2 separate regions of the Homo sapiens genome follow, and region 2 is linked to region 1. Evidence: read pairs that join two places in POLR2A ChIA-PET (ENCODE). Cell type or tissue: OCI-LY7. All regions are shown on one strand.

Region 1 (5,000 bases):
ATTTTAAGAAGCTTAAAAAAAGAAAGAAAACCACACAATAATCTCAACAGACAGAGAAAAAACATTTGCCAAAATCCAACACTAATTCCTGATTAAAACTCTGAACAAACTAAAAATAGAAAGAAACTTCTTAAACCAGATAAAGGGCATCTATTTTAAAAACCTACAGCTAACATCACACTTAATGGTGAAAGAATGAATGCGTTCCCTCAAAGACTAGGAAAAAGACAAGAAGATTTGCTCTTGCCACTTCCATTCAGCACTGTCTTATAAGTACCAGAACAATTGCCAAGTTCTGAGTTTTTACCCTACTTGTAGGCCAGTAAGTTAGCCTATTAGATGTTTCATTGATGCTGCAGAAGACAGGAGACGCCTGGGTCAGAGACATAGGATTTTATGATTCATGGTACAACAAAAGGCATGTGTACCACATTTGGATAGATTCCCCTGCCCTCAAAGTCCCATATGGTGCTTCAGATGGATGCTTGCACACACAGTAGGCTGCTGACAAGAAAGGAACCCTTGGACATTGGAAATCTACTGTTTTCATGGTAAGAAGTAAGCAAGCCTGTTCTTTATTCAATGGAACTATTCCACCATCCCACAAGATGCTCATTGCTATCAACCCTGAGAAATAGCCTGGGCAAAGAGAAGTCACAGCCCTAAATTCCTGGCATACCCAGCAAAATATGTAGGAATTGCTCCACCAATGGAGGAATATCTCCCAATAGCAATAAGACTAGACAAAGAAATAAAAGGCACCCATGTTAAAAATAAAAGGTACCCATCCATATTCACAAATGACATCATCTTTGTAAAAAATGATGAAGTCTATTTTTAAAAGCTACTAGAACTAATACGTGAGTAGAACAAGATAGCAGGTTACAGGATATAAGGTCAATATGCAAAAATCAATTATATTTCTAATACCAGCAAGAGACAACTGAAAACTGAAATGTAAAAAATAACACAATTTATAGTAGCATCAAAAAATATTAAACACTTAGGAATGAATTTAGACATATGTAAGACCAGTACGCTGAAAGCTACAACAAAATACACTCAGAAAAACTGAAAAAGACCTAAACAAATGGAGAAATATATAGTTTTCTTAGGTCCGAAGACTGTACATTACTAAGATGTCAGCTCTTCCCCAAAGTGATTTAAAAATTCATTGTAATATCAGCCAAAATTCCAGCAAGCTTTTTATAGAAACTGAGGTGTTTCTAAAATTCATACGGAATTGCAAAGGACCTAGAATCACTAGAACAATTTTGAAAAAGAAGAAAAACGTTGGAGGACTAACACTATCTGATTTCAAATTTTGTTGTAAACAAGCCACAATAATAAAGAGAGTATAAGAGTGGCATGAAGATAGTAGCAAGGAGACGGGATTCAGAGTCCAGAAATAGATTCACACTTAAACGGACTACAGAATTTCAACAAAGGTGAAAACAAGCTCAGTGAGGAAACAATAGTCTTTCAAACAAATGTTACTGGAACAAGTGAATATAATACACATATGAGAAAAAAAAGACAAACTAAAAAAAAATTTTGATCTATACATAGCTTTATATTCAAAAATTACTTCAAAATGGATCATAGGCCTACATGTGTAACCTAAAGCTGTAAAACTTCTGGAAGATATAGAACATTCTGTGACCTTGGGTTAAGCAAAGATTTATTCAATATGATACTAAAAGCACAATCCATAAAAGAAAACATTGATAAATTGGACTTCATCAACATTTAAAACTTCTGCTCTTTGAAAGACACTGTTAAGGGAATGAAAAGACAAGCCACCAGACTGAGAGAAAATATCTGATAAAGGCTTTGTATCCAGAATGTATTTTTTTAAAAACTCAAAATTCAATAAGAAAACAAACAGCCCAATTTCTGTAATGGCAGAAGGAAATACGTGATGGCAAATAAACAGATAAAAAGATACTCCACATGTTCTGTCATTAGGGAAATGCAAATTAAAACCACAATGAAAAAGCACTACATACTTGTTGAATGGCTAACATTAAAAAGACTGACTATACCAGTGTTGGGGAGGATGTGGAGGGACTACAACTCTCATATGCTGCTGGGGACAATGTAAAATAGTAAAACCACTGTGGAAAAGTGTGACGGTTTCTCAAAAAGTTAAACATATAGCTACTATACAATTCAGCCATTCTACCCCTAGGTAATTACACATGGGAAATGAAAGTACAGGTCCAATCAAAAACTTGTACTTAAATATTCATAGCAGCTTTATTCATCATAGCCAAGATGGGAAACAACCCAAATGTCCCTCACATCAGGCGAATGGATAAACGAACTGTAATATAGCCACACAATTAAACACTACTCAGCAACAAAAAGAATAAACTATTGAGACATGCAACAAAGTAGATCAATCTCAAAATAATTAAACTGGGGTTGGGGGAGGGAGAGTATTAAGAAAAATAGCTAATGCGTGCTGGGCTTAATACCTAGGTGATGGATGGATAGGTGCAGCAAACCACCATGGCACACATTTACCTGGGTAACAAACTGGCACACCCTGCACATGTACCCCAGAACTAAAAATAAAATTAAAAATTAAAATAATAATAATTAAACTGACTGAAAGAAGGCAGACAGGAAGAAGTATACATTGTATGACATCATTCATATAAAATTTTTAAAATGCAAACTACAGCAACCAAAAGTAGATACCTGCAGATTGACTGCAGGTGGGGAAGAGGGCGAAGACAGAGTCATACATATGTCAACACTTATCAAATTGTACACTTTAGTTTACTGCAGTTAGTTATAGCCCAATAAAGCTATTTTTTTAAATCAGCATTTTAATAAATCCAAAAAATTCATTTATCACTATATTCCCACTAAGCCCTTATATAGTACTATACAATTGCTATGCAATTTTAGTGTTAAAGCATGTTGTACAAACTCTATAAGGAACAGTACTCTCACGTTTACACTGCCGGTTATCATAAGAGCTAATTTGTTCTTCACAAACTGAGTTATGGAGAATGTGTTTTCCTTATCAGAATGAATTCCCAACTCCTGTCCACACAGCCAGTGTTGAGTCTCTCATTTCAAAAATTTCATCTTCCCTAACCTTGTTTATCCACATTGTCTCAAGGAACATTTTAGGGTTTCAAGAATTCAAGAAAGATCATGATCTTGCAGTGATCCATTTTTCACACTCACCTGAGCTGACTTGCTGCAAACGACGCCATGAATCTCCAAGTAGCTGAAGGTTAACTCGAGCTGCAATTGAGGGGAAAGGAGGAAAGAAAAGACCTGCAATGAGGGTTTTAAAAAAACATATAACTTAAGGTAAAAAAAAAAAAAAAAATCCTACAACTAGAAACAGCCCAAGAGCAAATAAGACACTGGGCATCTTCTGAAGGCGGGCTGGTTTAATATCTCCATTCATTCAACAAGATAGAAACATGATTTATCAAATTTCAGAAAAGGTGTTACTTTACTAAAAAAGAAAAGAAAGGAAGCTGCATGCACAACTTTTAAAATTATATCCAGAGACAAACACAATAGTAGAAGTTGGTGCAAAAGCAATCACAGTTTTTGCCATTAAAAGTAATAGCAAAAAACGCAATTACTTTGGCACGAACCTAATAAGTTTTTGCACTTAACCACTATTTATTCATTGAGAAATGAATGTATGGAAGGAACCATCTAAACACTTTTTTCCCTTTTTCACTTCAAAATTTTGCTTCAGAAAGTCCTATCAGGATAAAGTCAATGTTGTTTTTCCCTTCTTTCTAAACCTTCAGCTATTTGTTACACTCTGACCACTTACCAGAGTCAGCCGTCCTTCTACTGTCTTCCATAAAAATGCACAGTTTGAATGGATTTAGAGAAATAAATCTATACTTATCCTAATTAAATCCATATTTACACGAATACAATATTTAGGAATTTTAAGTTGTGCTTAAATGAAATACACAGAGTTAAACAAAAGTCCTCTCTCTCTGCATGTAAATAAATGATGATTTGTTTCCTCTCTATTTTAACAAGTGCCCCTCTCTTCTCCTGTAATCAGCAGTTTCTTTTTCTTTAAAATATCCCCAGTCTTTCACTCTCTACCTGTTTTTCCTGATAAACAGCCACTAATCTTTCTTCCCGGATTTTCCCCATTTCAGCAAATAATCACAGAGCATGGAGCTAGAGACAGTGGGGGACCAAGTTGGATCAATTTTTTTACCCTCCCACATTAAACCGAGAAATATAATGATAAAAAAACACATCCAGAACCAAACCCACAAGAGATTTAGTTCTGCTCCCTGGTGGTATGTTGTACCATGATACGTTGGTAGAATAAATTTTAGAGCAGAAAAACGCTGAATCTCCAGTTAAACATCTCAAAGTATACTGATGAAGTTATTATTAATAGTGGGGAGGGAAGTAAATACTGGGCAGAAAACCCCTGAATCTCCAGTTAAACAACATGAAGTATACTGATGAGCTCTGGAAGTAGAAAGAGAACTCATTCATTCATTATTCACTTGGTCAACTGACAAACACTTATGAAAAGCCCACTATGTGCCAGTATTGGAAATACAAAGAGTACTGAGACGTTTGTTTTGTCCTCCAAGAGCTAAATGCAACATTTAAGGCACATGTTTAAAAGCATTAAATTAGAGTAGAAGTTTTCTTGCCTATCATTATCAAGATCTATACATAATTTGGTTTTGAAAAGTCATTTAAAGCAGGAAATTATTTTCTAAAAAGTATACATACCTTCCTTCATTATTTTAATTTAAAGTTTATGAATAAATATTCATTCACTACCCTTTAATACTGTGCCAAAGTTTTTCTTTGAGTTAAGCCCACTGGCTGGCCCTCCAGTGGCCTTTCTGCATAAGCCATACTCACAAGTATGGCTTCCAGCTTCCAATTTAAGTCTCTTTAAAAATGCAGAACTGCAAAATACTTGCAAAGTAATATGACAGCAGACGTTTTCTAGATTATTATGCTCCTCA
Region 2 (5,000 bases), 95 kb before region 1:
TTTCAGAAAATTATCAGCCATTATTACTTCAGATGTTTCTTCTGTTCCTTTCTCTCTTTTCTTTCCTTCTGGTATTCCCATTAGTAGCAAGTTTCATCTTCTGTAATTATCCCACAGTGCTGGGATAGTCTGTTCTTTTCTTTTCTTTTTTTCTTTGTGCAATTCAGTTTGGGAAGTTTCTATTGAAGAATCTTAGAGTTCAATGATTCTTCCCTCAGCCATGTCCAGTCTACCAATAACCTCATCAAAGGCATTCTTCATTTCTGTTACAGGTTTCTTATCTCTAGTATTTCCTTTTAATTTTTTTTTCTTAAGAGCTTTTATCTCCTGCTTACATTACCCATCTGTTCTTGCATGTTGTCTGCTTTTTCCACTAGAGCCCTTAACAACTTAATCATGGTTATTTTAAGGGCTCTGATAATTCCAAAACTGGTATCATAGATAAGTCTCGTTCTGATGCTTGTTTTCTCTCTTTCACACTGTGTTTGTTGCTTTTTAACATGCTTTGTAATTTTTGGCTGAAAGCTGAAAATGACATACCTGGTAATACAACCTGAGGTAATCAGCCTTTTAGTGTGAGGTTTTATATGTTAACTGGCTAAGAGCTGGGCTCTGTTTAGTATTTGTTGTAGCTGTATATGCCAGAGGCTTTGATTTCCTCTAGTGTCCTTGCTTTTGTATCCCATTATTTTGGGGTTTCCCTAGAAACTCTTTCTTAATTACAATCTGTGTCTTGCAGTTTGCTCAGTTGTAATCCACTGTTATTTTACTTGACATGGTGATAAGGTGTTAGGAAGGGGAAGTATTCTATAATCTTATGATTAGTTTTTGTTTGTTTGTTTTTAAGCAATCCTGGTCCCTGGGCTATGGCCTTTGGAAATATTTCTTATCCTTTTCAACCCTATCCCTTATGTGAGACAGGTTAGAGAGGGCGGGTTGTTTAATCATCTTTCCCCTGTTCAGGTAAGGTCCTACTAAAGTAGTTTCTCTGGCTGGTAGATCTTTGTTATTTAGAAGAGAATGCTCTGAGTATATTTCAAAATGGTTATTTTACCCTTCCCCCTGCCAGAAAAAAAAAGGAAATTTTTCTCCAATCTTTACTGCGATAGCCCATTGGGACTCATGGAAATAAAACCCATGAAAGGGTGGGGGTTCCCTAAAACTGGACCCCTAGGAGTTTTTGGCTCTTAAGCTAGTCTGTGCTAAGTCTCTGGCAATTCATCACTTACTGTTTAAGTGGTCCTGTAAGTTATTATCCTACTAGCTTCAGCTCCTGGCAAGCTGATCTTGGCTATGATTCACTGTGATTCTCTGTACCTCTCTTTCCAGTCCCCAGTTTTCAGGGTGATAGTTTTCCTTGTGGCTTAAGTTCTTTGACAGATCTAAGAAAAGTCATTGGTTTTCTGTTTGTTCAGATTTTTTTGTTGTTGTGAGGATGGGAGTGATAACTTCCAAGCTCTTGAGAGTTCAAATCTGAAACCAGAAACCTGGTTTCTCTAGAATATGTCTTTTATTCAAAACTGATTAGTATCCTATTGGAAATTATAAAGATATCTAATATTTTTATGTAGCTTTTCACAAACTCCTTTTCACATATACTGTTTCACTGGATCCTCATGGTCACCTTAGGCAAATTAATCTTCCTACTCTTTGTTTTCCATATCTGTAATACTAGAACCTACTGCATCATTTATTTTAAGGATTACATGTATTAATTTATGTAAAACATTTAAAATAGTGCCAGACACCCAGTAAGAATTACATATTGTCAGCTAAACATAGTTATTACATAGCTTTATTTTTCCTACCTATACAGTTGAAAAAAATAAATTTCAAAAAAATTGAGTAACTTATTGAAGGTTATGGGACGAGTTTAATTTTAAGTCAGATATTCTAAATTCAAATCTTGATTTCTTTTGCCATACCACAGCTTTTTTCTCTCTCATCTCCAATCATATTGTCTTCTATTCAACATATGCCTAAAAAGCATTCAAGCGACCAGGCATGGTGGCTCACACCTATAATCCCAATACTTTGGGAGGCCAAGGCAGGAGGATTACTTGAGTGCAGGAGTTTGAGACCAGCTTGGGCAACATAGTGAAACCTCGTCTCTATAAAAATTTTTAAAAATTAGCTGGGCACAGTGGCATACGCTTGTAGTCCTGGTTGAGATGGGAGGATCACTTGAGCACAGGTGGTTGAGGCTGCAGTGAGCCATGACTGCACCACTGCACTCCAGCTTGGGCAACAGAGCCAGACCCTGTCAACCAATCAATCAATCAATGAAGTATCCAGTCATACATACTAGGCACTGTGCTGTGAGAATAAGCAAGATGAAAAAATACATAAGCTCTGCCATCAAGTAACTCATAGACCATTAGGAGAATAAAACATGGAGCCAGGTAACTTAAATCAATGTTGCAAGGCCAATGACAGAGAGGAGCACAGGAAATCCTAAGACCACACACCTAGAGAAGGAAAGGGCCTCTGAGAGGTCTTCCTGGATGAGCCGACACTTGATTTCAATCTCAACAGACCTGCATGGTAGTCAGGAAAGAAAAAGGATGTCTGGAATACAGTAGGGATTCTCAAACTTACAAACACCAGGAAAGCTTGTGAAAACACAAATGCTAAGTCCTACCCCAGTTTCTGAGGCTTAATAATTTGCATTTTTAACGAGTTCCTTGAGACAGGTCAAAACAAAAGAGTTGGCCAGAGATGAAGTGGGAAGTGTACAGGAGGCAGATCCTGGACAGAATTTCCTGCTATGTTAAGGAGACCCAGCTTTATTTATCCTGAAAGCCACTAGGAAGGGATAGAGTAAAGATTTTAGTCTGCTCAGATTTACCATGAAATAGGATGGCTATTTTTTATTGCAATATGTAAAACTGACAAGAGGAGGCAAATGTGACAACAATTCTGGTAAGAAATGATGAGACTTGAAGGAAGGTATCCATAATGGGAACAGAGGGAAGGAAAGCTAATGAAGAGATTTATGCTACACAATGGTAGAGTTACTGATTGATTAGCTAAGGAAGAAATGATAGAGGAAAGTCAACTTTGGAACACTAGATGGAAGGTGGTAACACTGTGATCTGAGCAACTCCTTCATCAACTAAGATGGACCCTAAGGTTAAGGAAACAAAGTTACCTATGGGGTAAGGGTTCAGGGCCAGCTGGCAAGGCAAATTTCTAAATCCCTACAGCTCTAAACTCCCTAACAACAGGAGCTATCAGATCCCTTTTACTGTGATTTACAACCCAGACCACTACGACTCTGACTGGACAGAGGGCCAGCCTTACATTCTTTTTTTTTTTTTTTTTTGAGATGGAATCTCGCTCTGTCGGCCAGGCTGGAGTGCAGTGGCATGGATCTCAGCTCACTGCAAGCTCCGTCTCCCGGGTTCACGCCATTCTCCTGCCTCAGCCTTCCGAGTAGCTGGGACTACAGGCGCCCGCCACCTAGTCAGGCTAATTTTTTGTATTTTCAGTAGAGACGGGGTTTCACCGTGTTAGCCAGGATGGTCTCGATCTCCTGACCTCATGATCCGCCTGCCTCAGCCTCCCAAAGTGTTGGGATTACAGGCGTGAGCCATCGCGCCCATCCACATTCTTTATTGATAAGTAACTGCAGACCTTAAACCAGTTTCAGCCAGGGTACAGAGGCTGCTCACAAACTGTCTTTGTGTACTATAGTTCTAACATAAAGAACCAAAATCACCCTCATTTTAATGCTAAAACCTCACCCCAAAGTGAATATGAGATGTATGTTACATGTTTACCCACTGCACATGCACTCTGCTCCCCTCATAAACATGTATAGCTTCCCCCCAAGCCTGCTGAATATGTACAACTCGGCTGTACGATGCAGGCCTTGTGAAGCATAAAACCCAACCTGCCCTTCCCTTCTTTGAAGAGAGGAGCACATTCAGCACACACCAGAGACTGTCTCTTCCCAGTTTGCAAACCAGTAACATTAACGAAGCTTTCCTTTCTAAAATTTAGCCATCTTGGTGGTCTTTTGGATGACATCGCCAAGGAGAAAGAACAAAGGAGGTTGGAAAAGTTCAAAGATTCCTCAAATAATACCACAGTGTGAGTGGAGTAGGCATCTTCAGATGGGAAATATTTGAGCACATCTAAAATGCAGAGAAAGGTGGCCATAAAAAGAGAAGGATGAAGATATGGAAGAGCAAGGGAATGATTCAGAGGTTTCCAGCACAGGGCAGAATAAGGGGGTCAAATGCACCAGGGAATGGCTGGGCTTTGAAGTGGAAGGTACCTCTGAGTTTGCCAGTACAGAGGCAGGAATAGGTGTAGATTTACATACATTTATAGATGAGGATGGTAAAGTGAGAGCTCAGGAATACTCTAAATTTCTTGATGAAAAAAGAAGAGAGGGATCCATCTGTTGAGGATGAAGAGGAGGGAAGCTGTGCAAACTGATACTCAGTTCCACACATTTCTCCCCCAGCCAATCAAGAAGTTAACTATACTTAAGCTCTGGCATGTTGATGCTGTAAGAATGTTTTTTTATTCCACTTAAATTGTATGGCAAGCTTTAGTGTTCCTTAGTTTACTCCTCCCCCAGTCATGCATTACCCCAGTTGTGGTCATAAGAACATAAGACAATGTGAAAAAATAAAATAAAATTTAAAAAAACTTCGTAAAATAACAAAGTATTGTTTATAAGTTCAGGAACATAACCACAATTCAAATGTGAATTTCTTGTAATTAAGCTACTGATTCTTTAATACCTTTTGCAGAGCGTCTTCTGTTTTTTCAGGGTTTGTTTTTAGGGCTTGAGAAGCATCATACATAGGAATTGGCATAAATCTTAATGTGTAGTTCCTAGAAAAAGGAGAAAATAATATACTTATTTAAAAATAACTTCCTATTACCTTAATTCAGCACTCTTCTTTTAAAAATCCAAAAGGATAGCTGCAAGAGTAGCTTAGAAAATTCCAAACCACCAGACCATTTAGGCCCCTAGATTGCAG

The links. Peaks named below come from ENCODE experiments on the same cell type or tissue, not always from the same donor. Only the 100,000 strongest peaks of a DNase experiment are listed, where the experiment ranks them.
Region 2: POLR2A ChIA-PET joins it to region 1 with 5 read pairs; 2 of 35 experiments call an interaction of 5 or more read pairs at or near these places.

The regions. Positions count from the first base shown.
Region 1 is chr6:25,424,765-25,429,764 of GRCh38, reverse strand. CARMIL1 (capping protein regulator and myosin 1 linker 1) reads right to left here. Exons shown (of 37, transcript NM_017640.6): 4 at 3,205-3,264. It also overlaps a transcript of LOC124901281 not described here. Among named protein-coding and RNA genes, the nearest start is that of CARMIL1, 150 kb to the right of the region's middle. In OCI-LY7, a CTCF peak has its summit at 4,867; a DNase peak (open chromatin) is centred at 2,054; H3K27ac peaks cover 558 bases.
Region 2 is chr6:25,520,095-25,525,094 of GRCh38, reverse strand. It overlaps CARMIL1 (capping protein regulator and myosin 1 linker 1), which reads right to left. Exons shown (of 37, transcript NM_017640.6): 23 at 4,758-4,851. Among named protein-coding and RNA genes, the nearest start is that of SCGN, 130 kb to the left of the region's middle. In OCI-LY7, no CTCF peak of the experiment used is centred here; no DNase peak of the experiment used is centred here.